Regions from separate parts of the Mus musculus genome. Here region 1 is linked to region 2. A link is a loop called in an ENCODE intact Hi-C map of the cell type or tissue named here. Cell type or tissue: gastrocnemius. All regions are shown on one strand.

Region 1 (8,000 bases), 240 kb before region 2:
TTTTCTTCTGGTATTGGGGATTGAACCGGGGCTTGTACATGTCAGACAAGTACTTTACCCCTGAGCTACATCGCCAGCCTGGTAGGAGGGTTTTACGTTTGAGGCCAGAGTGGACTAAGCATATAGTACATTTCAGAAATAGTTTCAGCTATGTAGTAAGATCCTGTCTAAAAAAGTCCAGGAGCCAGGTGTGGTGGCACATATCTTTAGTTCCAGTATCTGGAAGGCAAAGGTGGGCAGATGTCTTGAGTTTGAAGCCAACCTGGTCTACCTATTGAGTTCCAGGGTAGCTGAAGTCACATGGAGAGACCTTGTTATAAATCAATCAATCAATCTCTCTCTCTCTCTCTCTCTCTCTCTCTCTCTCTCTCTCTCTCTCACACACACACACACACACACACACACACACACACACACACACACACACACACTTACTTTTCTGTCCTGTCTCCTGTCTTGGTATGGTCTGTGAGTAACAATAAGGTTTTGCACTTTTAGGTGGCTAGGAATAAAAGCTAGAAGAAGCATTGACATCTCAGGATGCTGTGAACGAGATGTGAAGCATGGTCCACGGCCCCTGTGCTAAAAGTCTGGTCCTGAGCTCACAGTACTATCTGGGAAGGCCTAGCTGGAGGAGTGTGTCCCTAGGGACAGTGTCTTGTCCTGGCCTCTTCCTCTTCCAATTTCTGCTTCCTATGAACCATGAGGTGAGGGGCTGTGTTCTGTCATGCCCTCCTCACCAGGGTGGCCTAACACCTCTGTTAACACTGGCTTTGATAACACTGGATACCAGAGTGGAAAGAAATTCAAATGTCGGTGTCCAGATATGGTCCATATTATGCTCATACCTTGGTTTGTTTTCCTGTGTGATGCTAGGAATTGAACCTGTGGCCTTGTACACACTGCTCAGTCACTCTGCAAACTGACAAAGCTCAGCAGCTGTTGAGTGACTGACGGCCCACAAAGCCAAAACAGTTACTATCTGACCTTTCACAGGGAACAAATACCAAGAAGGAAGTGGGCCAGTCCTCCAGAAAGAGGAAGCAGCAGTTCTCAGTTAAGACCTCAGCCCTGGGAATGCCTCCCTCAGCTCCTCTCAATGCTTCCCTCAATAAATCTATATGAGCTCTGCTAAGACAAACCAACACCTCTAACCGAATCCCTCTCCATTTCCTGCTCATGCTCATGGACTCTCTTAGCCAAATCAGCAAAACTTATCTGCAGTCTGTGGAATTCAACACTGACTCTACACAAAGTGCTTCCTCCTTTGTAGAATGCAGAAAGGCTGAGCCTGAGATAAAGGCATTTAATCCCCAGGACCTGCCTTTTTGTTAAACAGTCTCAAATTCAAGCTGGCCTTGAACTTGCTGTGTAAGTGAGGCCCAGGTGGACTTGTGAGTCTCCTGCTTCAGCCTCCCTAGTGTTAGGGTTATAAGTATCACCACCATGCCTTTAATCTCAGAGACAAGATCTTGCTATATAGCCCTAGCTGGCCAACAACTTTAGCCTAGGCTGCCTTCAACTCAGAGTAATCCTCCTGCTTCAGTCTCCCAAACACTATGATTATAGGCATGTGTCACCATAGTCAGTCCTCTGTCATTAGCCTTCTTTTTTTTTACTGTGTGATGCTCTCCAGCATCACCTGAGAGGTCAGCAGGTGTGGTAAGGGCCAAGCTGTGGACAGCTTGACTTCAAGGCTACCAATACAATCAGTCCTGAAGAAATAAGTGAGCTATACCAGGCTCTCTGTTCAGATGGCTTCTAACAGGCTAGTGTATAAGGAACTGTCAAGGAGGGGAGGGGGGTCTTTTTCTTCAATGCTGGTGATCTGCCCACCAGCCCACAACACTGACAGAGGAACCTTGATCAGCTTGTTAGAAGCAGAAATGAGCCTCACAAATCCACAGGGCTGGGAAATGGATGGCAAGTGTTCTCAAATACACCAGGTTCAGCCTGAGGGTCTGGCAGTGTTTTAAAGTATACTCCACCAAAAAGTGAGGGGGGGGGGGCTGGCGAGATGGCTCAGTGGTTAAGAGCGCCGACTGCTCTTCCGAAGGTCCCGAGTTCAAATCCCAGCAACCACATGGTGGCTCATAACCATCCGTAACGAAATCTGATGCCCTCTTCTGGAGTATCTGAGGACAGTTACAGTGTACTTACATATAATAAATAAATAAAAAAAAAGTGAGGAGGGGACATGGTGGCACACATCTTTAATCTCAGCACTCAGGAGGCAGAAGCAGGTGGACCTCGGAGTTTGAGGCTAGCCTGGTCTACAAAGTGAGTTCTAGGATAACCAGGATTACCCAGAGAAACTCCATATCAATAATAATAATAATAATAATAATAATAATAATAATTAAAAAATAAAATAAGAGATAGAAGGAATATTCCAGACTACTGATGAAGCTTTGGTCTTTCTGCTTTTCAGACTCCCCAGGGTAGGAACTCAGGAAGGCAGTGAGAGTTGCTGAGTGTTGACAATGGGATGTGGGGTTCCACCCCACATAAAGAGCAGGTTAAGACGGTCTAGCCTATTTCCAGCCTTTGAGAAGCCTATTACCTTTTATCACTCATACTGGACAGGGGAGCAGAGGAGAGGGGGAGAGGAAGGCAGAGTCCTCAGGAATCACTGCGTCTGACAAGACCAAGATCAAAGCTATTTCTTACCAGTCCAGAGTCCTCATCATGAGACTTCACGTGCACAACCGGCTCCCATCTCACCTTCCTCCTCGCTCCTCTAAGACGTGCATTCTTGAAACCACCGGATGCTATTTTCATGCCTGAGCCTTTGAGGCCTCCCTCCCTCAGCCCACAATGCCTCTTCCCACCCTATCTGTCTAAGATCTGTCATCCTGAAATGCATCGATCACATACCATTCTTCCCCGTGAAACAGGCACAAACCCTCCATACTTTAAGCAGGAATCGTCCTTTTGGTTTCTTGCAGGCTGCTGGTTACAACTGCACACCATAGAACTCACCACACTGTGTCTTATCTAACAGTGAGTTGAAGAGCATCTTTGCCACTAATCTATAAACACCAAAGACAAAGGGAGGCCTCTTCCTGGTGTTGCTTCATACACCTAGCCAAGCGCCATGCCCAGGTGAATGTGCTTGGCTAGCAGTATGCTGACTCATGGAACATCACAGACAGACAGACTGCCTTAGCCCTGGGGGGGGGGGGTTCAGCAGCCCCTTCTGAGCATTTGAAGGACAACGGGAGGTGAAGAAGGCTCGGGTGCCTCAGAAGCTCACCCTCTAGAGGGAGAAAGCAAACGCACTTGTGCTTAGGAGAGGAGGAGCGGAGTGCCAGGGCTTCCTGTGCACAACACACACATCTCTAGATCAGCCAGGAGCTGGTGGTGGCGGCGGCACACGCTTTTAGTCCCAGCACATGGGAGGCAGTGCCGGGCCAGCCTGGGCTACACACAGACAAACCCTGTCTCAAAAACAAACAAACAAACAAACAAACAGAGCCACTAGATCCAGTTCAGGACAGCTGATGTGGGCCCTAAAACTCTGCGTTCAAACAAGCTCCCAAGCAGTGCTGATGCTCTGGGTCCAATGACAACAATGTAAAGGTATCTTCTAGTGAAGGTGCAGTAGAAGAGGGAGTGACTAATTACACCAGAAGAAAAGTGAGACTCACAGAGACTCAACTTTACACAATTACCCACTATGCTAGGACAGGGCAGAAGAAAGAAAACTCGGGTCATTTCCAAACAGAAACACATGGGTCGGCAGGGAGAGAGGTGTGTGAACCTGTAACTACAACATTAAACGCAAATGCCCAGTGTTCTAGGACCCCAGTGGCTGCACACACCTGTGATCACACCTGGGAGAAGGTAGCAGATCAAGAGTTCAGGGTCATCTGTGACATCACCAGTTTGAGACCAGCCAGGAGATATGAAACCTGGCCTCAAAAACAAACACACAAAGATGAAAGGATCCTTAAGGCACGAACATAAACCTGCCCGGCAGATGTGTCTGCAGAGGCAGGAAGCATGGAAGACAGAGAGTGCAGATCACAGACAGTTACTGCAGGAGACTGGGCGACTAGAGGAGAAGAGCAAGAGGGGCGAGAGGAAAGTCAGAGTACTGAAAGCACAGTGGGCAGAGCTAGGAAAGCCAGCGGGCTGCCGGGTCCCATCATAAGCACCTTTTGCTGGCCTCTGAGTCAGCAGGGGCAGTGGGGATTTGTGAGCAGCTTAGAGTAATCGGGCAGTCAGTGCAATCAGCAGTCCCTCCCTACACCCTCCAGAAAACTAGCTGCCATCTGCTGCTTTTGCATTTCCCTCCACCTCTGGACAGTGTGATAAACTTATTACCTAGTCCAAAACACAAACAACAAGACAGTATTTACCAAAATAAGGCAGCGGTACCTTGAAGACGCTGGTTGCTGCACAGCTCTGCCCCGCCCCATACTTCCCTGACAAGTCCATAACCTTGTTTCCAGTGTACAGAGTAGGCTTTCCTGGGGTGGTGGGATAGCTTAGTGGAAAGAGCTCACGATACGAGCATGAGGACCCGAGTTCAGATCCCAGCACCACATACAAATCAGGCTGTGGCAGAAAGCGTCTGGAATCTCAGGAGTCAGGACAGGAGGTCCCTGGAGCTCACTGGTCATTCGGTCTAGCCCAGCTGACCTCCAGGTTCAGCAAGAGACCTTAGCTCAAAAACATAAGTGGAGAGTAACTGAGTAAGATAGCCAAGATATCCAGTATTGACCTCTGGCCTCCATATGCATGCACACACAGAGGGACAGGTACAAATGCACCATGCGTGCACACATGCGTGGGAGAGCCATATAGACAGGACACACACACACACAAATGAAATGAGATAAATTAAAAGTGTAAAAGACGGGCTGGAGAGATGGCTCAGCGGTTAAGAGCACTGACTGCTCTTCCGAAGGTCCTGAGTTCAAATCCCAGCAACCACATGGTGGCTCACAACCATCCCTAATGAGATCTGGCGCCCTCCTCTGGTGTGTCTGAAGACAGTACTTACATGTAATAAATAAATAGATTATTTAAAAAAAAAAAAAAAGTGTAAAAGACTCGCCTTCAATAATGAGTTCTTGCTCTGCTTATTCCCACCATCTCCCCTGAACAAAAATGAAGGAAAGTGCAGGTAAAATCCTGTGGATTCCTCATGATCCATGGAGCAATCCTACCACGTATGCTACAGATTTACCCCTAGCCTCTGCCTTCACTCACAGATAAGTCATAATTATTGCTGGCTTTATCCACTTATTCATAAAGGCAAGGTAGTTTGATAAGAATGGCCTCCATACTCATGGGTTTGAATGCTTGCCCCATAGGTAGGGGCACTATTAGGAGGTGTGGTCTTGTTGGAGTAGGCGTGGCCTTGCTGGGGGGGAGTGAGTCACTGTGGGGTGGGCTTCAAGGATTCAGTTTTCTTCTGCCTGCAGATTAAGATAGAGACCTCTCAGCCGGGCGTGGTGGCGCACGCCTTTAATCCCAGCACTCGGGAGGCAGAGGCAGGCGAATTTCTGAGTTCGAGGCCAGCCTGGTCTACAGAGTGAGTTCCAGGACAGCTAGGGCTACACAGAGAAACCCTGTCTCGAACCCAAGCCGCACCCTCCCCACCCCCAAAAAAGAGTTGCTGAGGTCATGGTGTCTCTTCACAGCAATAGAAACCCTAAGACAGACAGTGTACATCTGTTTTGGTGCTGGGGTTGACGTGAGAACCTGAGGCTTGCTGGATACTGCTCTTCACTGAGTTGCTCATAAGGTGCTAGAAGATCAGAGTTTTAAGCAAAGAACTAAGCTGAGTGGGGAAGAGAGGGACCTGGGCTGACTTCACGCACTTCCTCTTTTCTTTTTGGTTATTCTGTTCTTACCATGTCAGCTCCCTGAAGGTTCCACAAAATAACAAACACACATGTGCCTACCTCTGGCCCCGTGCTTATTCTTCTTTTCACTCCATACTTCTCCCTCCCCTGCTGGAATGAATCACTCCTTGCCCGTGGATCTCTATTCAGAGAGGCTGCTCTGGCTCCTCTGATAAAAACAGCATTCTCAGACTCCTTACTCTGCTCAAATTCATCACAGACTTATCACTATTGGACATTCATAGCAGTTTTTCGGTTTGCTGTTTGCTATCCTACTACGAGCACAAGCTTACATTCACAAAGACCTTCCTTGAACAAGGAAGACAGAGACACATCTGTGGAATAAAATGAAAGTCACCCAGAGAGAGCAGGATAACAGAGTCAAGAAGCTGAGCAGGGCTGGGCAGTGGTGGTGCACACCTTTAATCCCAGCACTCAGGAGGCAGAGGCAGGCGGATTTCTGAGTTCGAGGTCAGCCTGGTCTACAGAGTGAATTCCAGGATAGCCAGGGCTACACAGAGAAACCCTGTCTCGAAGAAAAAAAAAAAAAAAAAAAAAGCTGAGCATGTATATGAACACATGTGCTCGTGTGTCAATCTGTTGGTTACCCAGTGATCATTCCCTGAGGTCTACAGTAACTCTCTGGGAAGGCCAGCAAGATGACTAACAGGTCAATGCCCAGAACCCATATAAAAACCAGAGGTTCAGGAACATGAGCATCTGTAATGCCAGCACTCCCACGGTGAAGACAGGTGGCCAATCAGCAAAGTGTGCCGTGTTACCACATCTTATATATAACAGTGCTGGTGGGCCAGTTAGTTAGTGTTGCAGAATATTTGATCACACTGTTTTGTTTACTGGAAAAACCTATTTCTAGTTGTGGTGTGGCTCAGCCCTCAGCACACACCTTTAATTCCTCTGGCTGGAATACAGACAAGCCCTTAGTGCACACCTTTAATTCCAAACAGGAAGCACCCATGTTTGTAAGTGATGTCTTAAGTTGAGCAAAGTGACGAATCAGAGAAATTTGACAGAATAGGATATACCTAACTCTCATGAGAAGAGAGAGGAAAGGGGAGCTACTTAAGAGACCAGTGAAAAGAGAGAGAGTGGGGGAGAAGCATTTTAACTGAGACAGTTGTAGAGACTCTGTGAGAAAGGCATGACGGATGGCATGACTGCTTAAGAGATCCCATGAAGCAATGAGGCTTGGATGACCTGATACTTGTGAGCTCCGACTTAGAGCCAGGCAGCACGCTGGGGCCCATAGCCATGTTCCCAGAGTAGGCAGAGGTCAAAGGGCAGGGCATGTGGGCCTGGAGTTGCCAGTCGGTGGGTGCCCGAGGGTAAAAATCTGCACCTTACAGAGGCTTGGTAGGGCAGAGATGCCAGCTCAAGGTTCATGGTGTCAGCACCACCCCTTCCACCTCTTCCCTGTGAGCAAAGGCTGCAGCCTGAGGTACAAGCTAACAGCCCAATGGAAACAACAACCATAACTGCAATCCCAGAGAGCGGCCTTTGACCAGGTAAAAATCTTTGGAATTCTGCTTAAATGTGAAAGAAAGAAAGAAAGAAAGAAAGAAAGAAAGAAAGAAAGAAAGGAAGAAAGATAGATATGAATATATCATATATGAATATGAATATAAAAAGTCATAGGGAGAAATAGTAAATAAAGTCTCTGAAGGAAGGAGAGAGCTAGAGATTTAAAAAAGGAGCCAGGTGGTGGTGGCGCACGCCTTTAATCCCAGCACTCGGGAGGCAGAGGCAGGCAGATTTCTGAGTTCGAGGCCAGCCTGGTCTACAAAGTGAGTTCCAGGACAGCCAGGGCTACACAGAGATACCTTGTCTTGAAAAAACCAAAGAAATATAATAATAATAATAATAATAATAATAATAAAATAAAAAAGGAAAATATTTTCTATGTTAAAAATGGAGAAAAACGCAATGACGGAAGGCATCTGGATCCTGTATAACTTTGTTTCACTTATCAGCTTACAAATAATTATATTTTCAATAATGATCAAATGTTAGATATCCTAATTTTTTTTGATATCCTAATTTTTAAGAGAGACTATAACAAAGCAAACTTAGATAATAAAGAACTGAAAAAAAATCCCTGCTAAATTATAGACAATACAACAA
Region 2 (8,000 bases):
GGGATTTGAACTCTGGACCTTCGGAAGAGCAGTCGGTGCTCTTACCCACTGAGCCATCTCACCAGCCCTCCAGCCCCGTTTTTAATACTTTTTTCTTTATTAAGATTTATTTTTATTTTATGTGTATGAGCTTTTTGCCTGCAGGTATGTATATGTAACTACATGCATGTATGTCTATGTGCACTAGTGCAGTATTCAAGGCCAGAAGAGGGCACCAGATTTTGATAACACGTGTGAGCCACTATGCAGTGTTGGGAATCAGACTAGGGTCCTGTGCAAGAGAGCAGCCCGTGCTCTTAGCCCTGATCCATCTCTCCTGCCCTCTTTGGAATTCTTTAAACACCTGTTAACTGGATTTTCAGGTGGAATGGGTAGAGAACTCAGCTAGTCTGTGAGGGAATGAGGGTGGAGTCTGTATAGCAGGTGGGATGGCAGTACTCACTGGGCAGAGGCTGATGGAACCAGTGACTAGCCTGGAATGGCTGCTAGCTGTTGATAAGCTGTCCTTGGGTGTGGCAGTACACACCTATAAACCTAGCACTCGGGAGGCTAAGGCTGAAGATTGGGAGATTTCGAGGCCTGCAGTTTGAGAATACCCACTTCCCTGAAATCTGGGAGACAGCTGTAAGACACTCCTCTGCCTTGGAGTGACACCACCACTGAGCTGTTACAAAGTTTGCTTGTCTGTCAAGCAGCCACTTGATGGTGAAGGAAAGCGTTTAGCACCAGTGACAGAAGCATCCCTTCCTTCTGCTGTTTGCAGTGTCCATGTTCTGGACCCACCTTGAACATTACCTACTCTGATTTTTTTGGAGCCAGGCACTGTGATTGCTCCATTCTGAGCTGGTCCCCTCCCCTGGGATGGCACTTTCAGCCCAGGTCTGGGTCTGGGGTGGAAGTCTGCCTCCCAGCTCGCTCTTCGTCCCACTTACCACTGTATGGTGCTGTTGCCCACAGTGATCTCCCCAGCGTGGGGCTGCTGGGCCAAGGGTTTGACCACTTTCGCGGGTCTTGAGAGAAGCCATGGTCACCCTCTAGAGCACTAAGATCTCTGCCTCTCCCTTCATTTTTGTGGTTATTTATTTATGTAGAGATGTGTGTGAGGTAGGCCTTAGAGCTCTGGTGTCTCTGTACTTTGGACGTTAAAACTGAGAGCCTTGGGGCTGGAGAGATGGTTCAGCTGGTAAGAGCACTCCTGCTTGCTCTTCCAGAGGACCTGAGTTCTGTTCCCAGCACTAAGGTCAGGTGACTTACAGCCACCAGTGACTGTGTTACCCAGCACCCTCTCCTGGCTCCTGAAGACACTCTCACAGAGATGGCATACATCACACGTGCACACAACTAAAAGACTTTTTTTTTTTTTTTTTAACGAAAGGCTTCTGTGGTCGCAGTTGCTGTCTCTCTGGGCATTGCTGACCTCTGGGATCCTGCAGACTCATCCGGCCTGTGAGTGGAACTGGATGATGAGGGGGACCAAGGTGACCAACTGAGGCAAACTGTGACCTTGTAAGCTTGCCACGAGGATTGGCCACCCTGTCTTGCTATCTCTACAAGGGTTCATGGCAGTGGAATGAGCCAGAAGAATCCTCAGGATCTGTAGGGAGAGAAGATGGGCCAGTGACCAAGGGTAGGCAGAAAGCGTGAACTGTGAAGTCGACAAAGACAGCGATGCCTTCGTGAGTGAGTCCTGGTGCTTGTTTGCCAATCGTAAGATGGAACCAGATAGGTGATCTCAGATTCCTTTCACTTTGGAGTTTATGGCCACAGAGAACATTGACTTTCTCCAGTCACCTGTGTGGCACATAGGAAGATGTAAGTGTGTGATATCCCCTGAATCTCCAGGCCAGCCCACACCTAGAGCCCCTGCAGCTGGCCTGGAGGTAGATCTTGCTGTGGTCACCAAGCCTGCTGCAGCACCATTCAGGTCTAGATAGAGGGGGGAGGAGATAAGGGAAATAGATACAAATGCACCCTTCTAGAAACAGACTCAACAGGATGTTAGCCTGGACATTGCCCTGTGCCTTGGCCATAAAGACTCAGATGGCACTTAGAAGTAGCTGTTGTGACCCAGCCACATTCCTACCGTCTGTTCCTGGGGACACAGTAGCTTCCTAGCTTCCTTCCCACTGTCTTCTTGTCATGAAGAGCCTTAGACACCCACGGGCTACCGTAATGTTCTTCCCCAAGCACCCCATGAATTTCTTTTCTCAACTGGAGGCGGCATGGGCTGAGTTCTGAGCCTATAGCACAGAGCCCAGAGCCACGTGCACAGTGTGTGGTTACCTCTGAGAGGCCAAGAGAAACTCAAAGGAGGTGGTCAGGGTCGCCCTGTGGGGTGGAAACGTCAGGGGAGGGATCTGCAGGGATCTAGGGAGTGTTGTGAAGTGAGCAGGCTGTGAGGCCTGAACCTTGTGAAGAAGTTTAGACTTAGGGAAAGAACTAGAGGCCCTGGACCAGCAAGAGTGGAGACACTGGAGGTGGCCTTTGTCTCTGCCTGCAGAGAAATACCAAGGCTTAACTCAGACGCTGGCTGCCAAAGCTGAGGGGCCTTATGGGAAGCCCGGTGCTTGTGGCCGAAGCTCAGTGACCTAGAGGTCTTGGGCTCACTGGTCCCTTTCCGTACACTTGGGGCCTGTTCTCTGATCTCTTCCACTCCAGGGGCTCACCTGCTGCCTTTTCCCTTCCCTGCCACAGCCATCCCACTGCCTCAACCGCCACTGCCTCCCCCCCCCCCCCATTTCCTCTGGTCCATTACTGGTTGTAGATAGTAACCAGATATTGATTAGACATTTTGGAAATTACAGAAAACCAAGGAAGGTTTTTTTTTTTAAACAATCCTACCTGATGTAAGCACTATCAGCATTGTGTTCCCGTGCATTTCCCACCCCTCATCAAGCCTTCTCTGCAGATGTTATTTTCGGAGGTTGTGTAATGACTTACCTCATAACTGCAGTGAGTTTATACATTGACTGATGCGAGAGATTTGTGTGTTTCAGCATTTGAAAGATATTAAAGGGATGCCGGGAAATACCTTCCCCAGCTCCTGGCTTTTAAGCTGTGAGTCTAGCCCGAGGCCTGACGTCCTAGCGCTTTCCAGCCTTCCTGCAGGGTTATTTCTATCACTGTTGACCGGCACACCATCCCTCACTTTGCTCTCCCTGTGCTGTGTCTTGGCATTCCTTCTAAAAAGGTCATAAAGAGTGTCTTCACTGTTCCTTTGACCATGGGACATTCTTCTGGTACAGTGTAAGGAGTTGAGGAAGCCCTGAGTGACATGGGCACGGCATGCCAAGGACCAAAGCCTCAAACACACAGGAGAGGCAAAGCTCTTGTCTAGTCCAGATGTGAATGTGAGTGCAGGCAGGTGTGCACAAACGCACAACTGTAGCCCCTCCTCGGGCTCTCTCTACCAGGGCTCTAGCTTGTTCTGTCATCTTCAGGCAGAGGCTGGCTCTTCTCTGGCCTGGCTCTCCCACTCCTTTGCCTTCTGGTACTTGAAAGCTTGGATTTTGGGGGTCACTGCATACTTCCAGCAAGCCCTTGCCCTGGCATTGTAAAGATTGGGAAGGGCCCATGAACTGAAGCCATCTTCTCCTTTTGCTGTGCAAACTCCAGTCCTTGTCGGCCTCAAACCCAGTTAGGAGCAGAAAGGACTGTGGCAGCCAGTAAGATAAGCCCAGCTTCTGGCTGGCCCAGTTTCCAAAGCTCACTAGTAACTGATAGCAAGCTGGTGGAGACCAGACAAACTGGAATGGCACACAGGTAGAAAGGAAAGAGGCCCTTTGGCTGAGCCTCAGCTATTAGGAAAGTGTCCTGGTGACCCTGATACCCTATGGGCAACACAAAGACCAGTTTCTGTTTGCCCATTAACCACAGTGAGGGCTACTGAGGGGCCTTGGCAAGCCCTGCCTATGTGTGCAGGGTGGCTTGTTGCCAGCTATGCACAAGGCTTTGTCCCTTTGTTTCTCTTGACAGTCGGAGCTCTCAGGGTCTCATCTAGAGGACTCTGCTGTAGTCAGTTCAGATGACTTCAGCCTTTCACACCTCAGGAGAGATGGATGACCTTGGCTTCCATGTGGATATTGATGATAGCATAGTCCAGCCCATGTCTGAAAAGTATCACAACTGAGATTTAGGTTAGGTCTGGGCCATACTGTTAGAAGTCCAGGGCTCTAGACCCCTCTTTCCCAGAAGCTACCCTATTCTAAGGGGTGCAGGTGCACAACAGAACCAGCATTTGGCTCCCACGATGCCCAGAAAAATGGCTGCTGTGTGAGTCCAGGTAGCGTCAACATTTCCTGGCCCACTAAGAGGGTGGTGGGTGATAGCTGGCCTCACTGGTCTGACTGGCACTGTTAATCCTACCATACTCAGACTGCAGAGAGAAGGCTGCTCGGCTGTGGGAAAGGCCCAGGAGGCATGCTGGGCTGCTCCTGAGAACCTGGCACCTCACCTATTCCATTTCCTCTTTCTTGTTAGTATGGTCTCTTTCCCCTCTCTCTTAGCATCTTTCGTAGGGAAGACAGAGTACATTCTTAACAAACGTCCTAAAAAGTAGTTTGTTGAAAAGCAGTAGTAGCTGGCCTTAGTCCCAGCACTTGCAGGGAGGCACAGGCAGGTGGATCTCTGTGAGTTCAAGGCCAGCCTGGTCTACAGAGAGAGTTTCAGGACAGACAGCACTATACAGAAAAACCCTATCTTGAGAAACCAAACTAAACCAAACCAAACCAAACCAAACAAGTAGTAGCAGTAGTTCTCCGTGTCCTGCACCATAGGCCCAGGACATGTGGATAGTAGGTGCCATCTGTCACTCTTTCTGCCCTTTGTACTATCTACTGGGTTGAATTTTTACTTGTTTGTCTCAGATAAGAGCTCACTTTGTAGCCCAGGCTAACTTGAGCCCCCTGCAGCCTCTTGTTCCTACGTCCTAGCGTTCCGGGTCAGCAGGACTACGCTGGTTTATATTTTATTTTTGTTTTGTTTTACTTTGCAGGGGTGGGGGAGTTTGGTTTGGTTTAGTTTAAACAAAGGGTCTTACTGGATCGCTGAGATTGCCTAGAGCTCAGTGTGCCTACCTCAGCCTTCACCTGAGCCTGCACCTCACTCCACTGCCTCAGTCTTCCATCAGTCAGTGGAGGCTGCAGCTGTCGGTTTCAGCTTCTTCACTGACGACTGGATATCTTTAATTTGCCTCTCTTTGTTACTGGATTTTAGTAATTTGGCAGTGGTTTGCCTACATATACTTTTCTTTGAAGTTCATGGGTTTTCTTGTTTGTGACAGCGTTTCAGGTATCCCAGCCTGGCTGCAAACCCAGTCTGTAACCCACCTTGAACTCGCTGTCCTGCCTGTACCTCCTGAACCCTCGGAACACCACAGAGATGCACCACCCTGCTTGGTTCTGCATATTAGAGATTAGATCCAGTGATTCCTTCAGGTCAGGCAAGCACTCACCCCTCAGCTACAGCCCCAGCCTGGAGTTCACCGTCTTCTTTAATCTATGGTTTGACAATTCTTTCCTCCATGTGTAGGCATCACTTAAGCACAGTGCCCACGGAGGTCAGAAGAGTGTCCGATTCCCATGAACTGGAGGTGCAGACGGTTGTGAGCTACCACGTCAGTACTGCAGACTGAACTTGGGTCTTCTGCCAGAGCAACATGCCCTTAGCCACTGGGCCAGCTCTCCATCTCATTTCATTAAATTCTGTATGGTTCTGTGCGAACATTCAGTCATTGCAGGGCATGGTGGTGCAGGCCTGTATTCCCACCAGCACTTGAGAAGCAGAAGCAGGAAGATATCCAATAGAAAGACAGCCTGGCTGGTGAGATGGCTCAGTGGGTAAGAGCACCCGACTGCTCTTCCAAAGGTCCGGAGTTCAAATCCCAGCAACCACATGGTGGCTCACAACCATCCATAACGAGGTCTGACTCCCTCTTCTGGAGTGTCTGAAGACAGCTACAGTGTACTTACATATAATAAATAAATAAATCTTAAAAAAAAAAAAAAAAAAAAAAAAAAAGGGCTGGTGAGATGGCTCAGTGGGTAAGAGCACCCGACTGCTCTTCCGAAGGTCCGGAGTTCAAATCCCAGCAACCACATGGTGGCTCACAACCATCTGTAACAAGTGACTCCCTCTTCTGGAATGTCTGAAGACAGCTACAGTGTACTTACATATAATAAATAAATCTTTAAAAAAAAAAAAAAAGAAAGAAAGAAAGACAGCCTGTGGCACATAGCAAAACTGTCTTCAAAACTCAGTCATTATCTCTTTAAAATTTAAGTCTTATCATATTCCATAGGCATCCAGGGTATGTGGTGCCTGCCTGTTATCCTAGCACTTGGGGGAAAATGCTGGGGGGGTCAGGAGCTCAGGGCCACATGGGACACATGAGACCCATTTTAAAAGGAAGAAAAGAAGACTGTGAAGAAAGCTCAGTGGTTAGAGGTGGTTGCTGCCAAGCCTGATGGCCCATGTTGAAGGGGAGAAGTCACTCCTCCAGGCTGTCCTCTGACCTCTGTGGTACATGTGCACACACACACATGCACAAGATAGGTAGGTAGGAAGGTAGGTAGGTAGGTAGGTAGGTAGGTAGGTAGGTAGATAGATAGATAGATAGATAGATAGATAGATAGATACAGACAGACAGACAGACAGACAGACAGACAGGCAGGCAGGCAGACAGGCAGATAGAGATAACAACAACCAAACCCTGCAGAAATAGAAAAAAGTGGAAAATTACTTCTTTTTTACTTTATATTTTGGGGAAACAGTCTTACTGTTAAGTTCAGGCTATCCTCAAATTTGCAATTCTCCTGCCTCAGCTTCTTAGTACTAGCTTCCACCACTACACCTGACTGTAAAGTCTGTTTTTGACAATTCTAGTACATGCTTGGTTTCCAGTGAGCCGTGGGTGTTACGTTGGAGCCCACCTGAAGTTCCGGATTGTTTCCTTCTCTCCATAGACCTTATTGCCCCTCTCGCCAACAGCTGGCCTAGGGGTTCCCTCCCTGGTCCTTCCTTTTGGGACTGACGGGGCGCCCAGTTACATCACACACACACACATACACCCGAGGGGTGATCCACCTGCCCTGGTGTTGTATAGGCTCTTTCTATCTCTGGTGAAGTGACGTGCAGGTTCACCCGTTGTTAAGATGGGGTCCCAGTGGGCAGCCCGGGGCTTTGCCAGGGCCTGCTCCTCCTTGATTCTGCTACATTTTTCTCTCTCCAGCCTGTGAGGGTGCAGGGGAGCCCAACTTTCCAGACACCATTAGCAAGAGACAGGTGCTCAGGGGACGTTCTTGTTCTTCGCTTATTACTTCTGTGTCGGCAGGCTTGGTTCTCCAAGGCCGGCCAGTGGATGTTTAAACTGTCTGTGCCTAATTTGTTGTTTGTGAAGAGGGAATTAAATCTTGGACCTGCTTAGAGAAGCCCCAAGCACAACTCCGTGCCCCTTTCCCTGAGACCCCTGCCCTTGGGCAGTGGGCCAGGGACACAGGGATTCAGGCTTTGGGGCCCCTTCATGCTGGTGGCCATCTGAGGACACGGAGCCGCAGGTGAAGCTTGCTGCTGCCTAGTCCCCTGTGATTACTCATGGACCCTGGATCTGGTGGTGGGGTTGGGATTTTTTTTTTTTACTCTCCTCACTAATCCCTGCCGTTTTCTTCCCACACCCAGTTTCTGTTCCTCTTTTCTCTCCACCCTGTGGTGAACTAAAGCCATGGTAGCAGATAGGCTCCACTTCTCACTGTGTGTCTAGTGACCTGTTGCTCACCCCAGGCCTAAGCAGGCATAGGGAACAGGGGCAGGAGACCCCTAGACATGTGCGATTGATTGGCATGTGGGTACCGGCACTCCCTGGGTTTAGCCTGGCCCCAGGGACCTTGGCAAGAGGGAAGACGTGGTGAGTTGGAATGTGAGCTGGGGCCACTAGTTAGTTGTGCAGCCACAGGCATCGTGCACCTCACCTGTGGAATGGCTTGCCCTGTCAGGGACTGGGGAAG

The links. A loop is a pair of places that touch in the nucleus more often than their neighbours do. Peaks named below come from ENCODE experiments on the same cell type or tissue, not always from the same donor. Only the 100,000 strongest peaks of a DNase experiment are listed, where the experiment ranks them.
Region 1: it touches region 2 in a loop (2.5-fold over the local background); 2 of 42 quality-filtered maps call a loop at or near these places.

The regions. Positions count from the first base shown.
Region 1 is chr9:110,458,318-110,466,317 of GRCm38, forward strand. All of the region lies in intron 1 of Klhl18 (kelch-like 18), which reads right to left. Among named protein-coding and RNA genes, the nearest start is that of Klhl18, 14 kb to the right of the region's middle. In gastrocnemius, no CTCF peak of the experiment used is centred here; no DNase peak of the experiment used is centred here; H3K27ac peaks cover 892 bases.
Region 2 is chr9:110,699,298-110,707,297 of GRCm38, forward strand. The region is part of intron 2 of Ccdc12 (coiled-coil domain containing 12); the gene reads left to right. Among named protein-coding and RNA genes, the nearest start is that of Gm35715, 28 kb to the left of the region's middle. In gastrocnemius, no CTCF peak of the experiment used is centred here; DNase peaks (open chromatin) are centred at 3,912 and 7,453.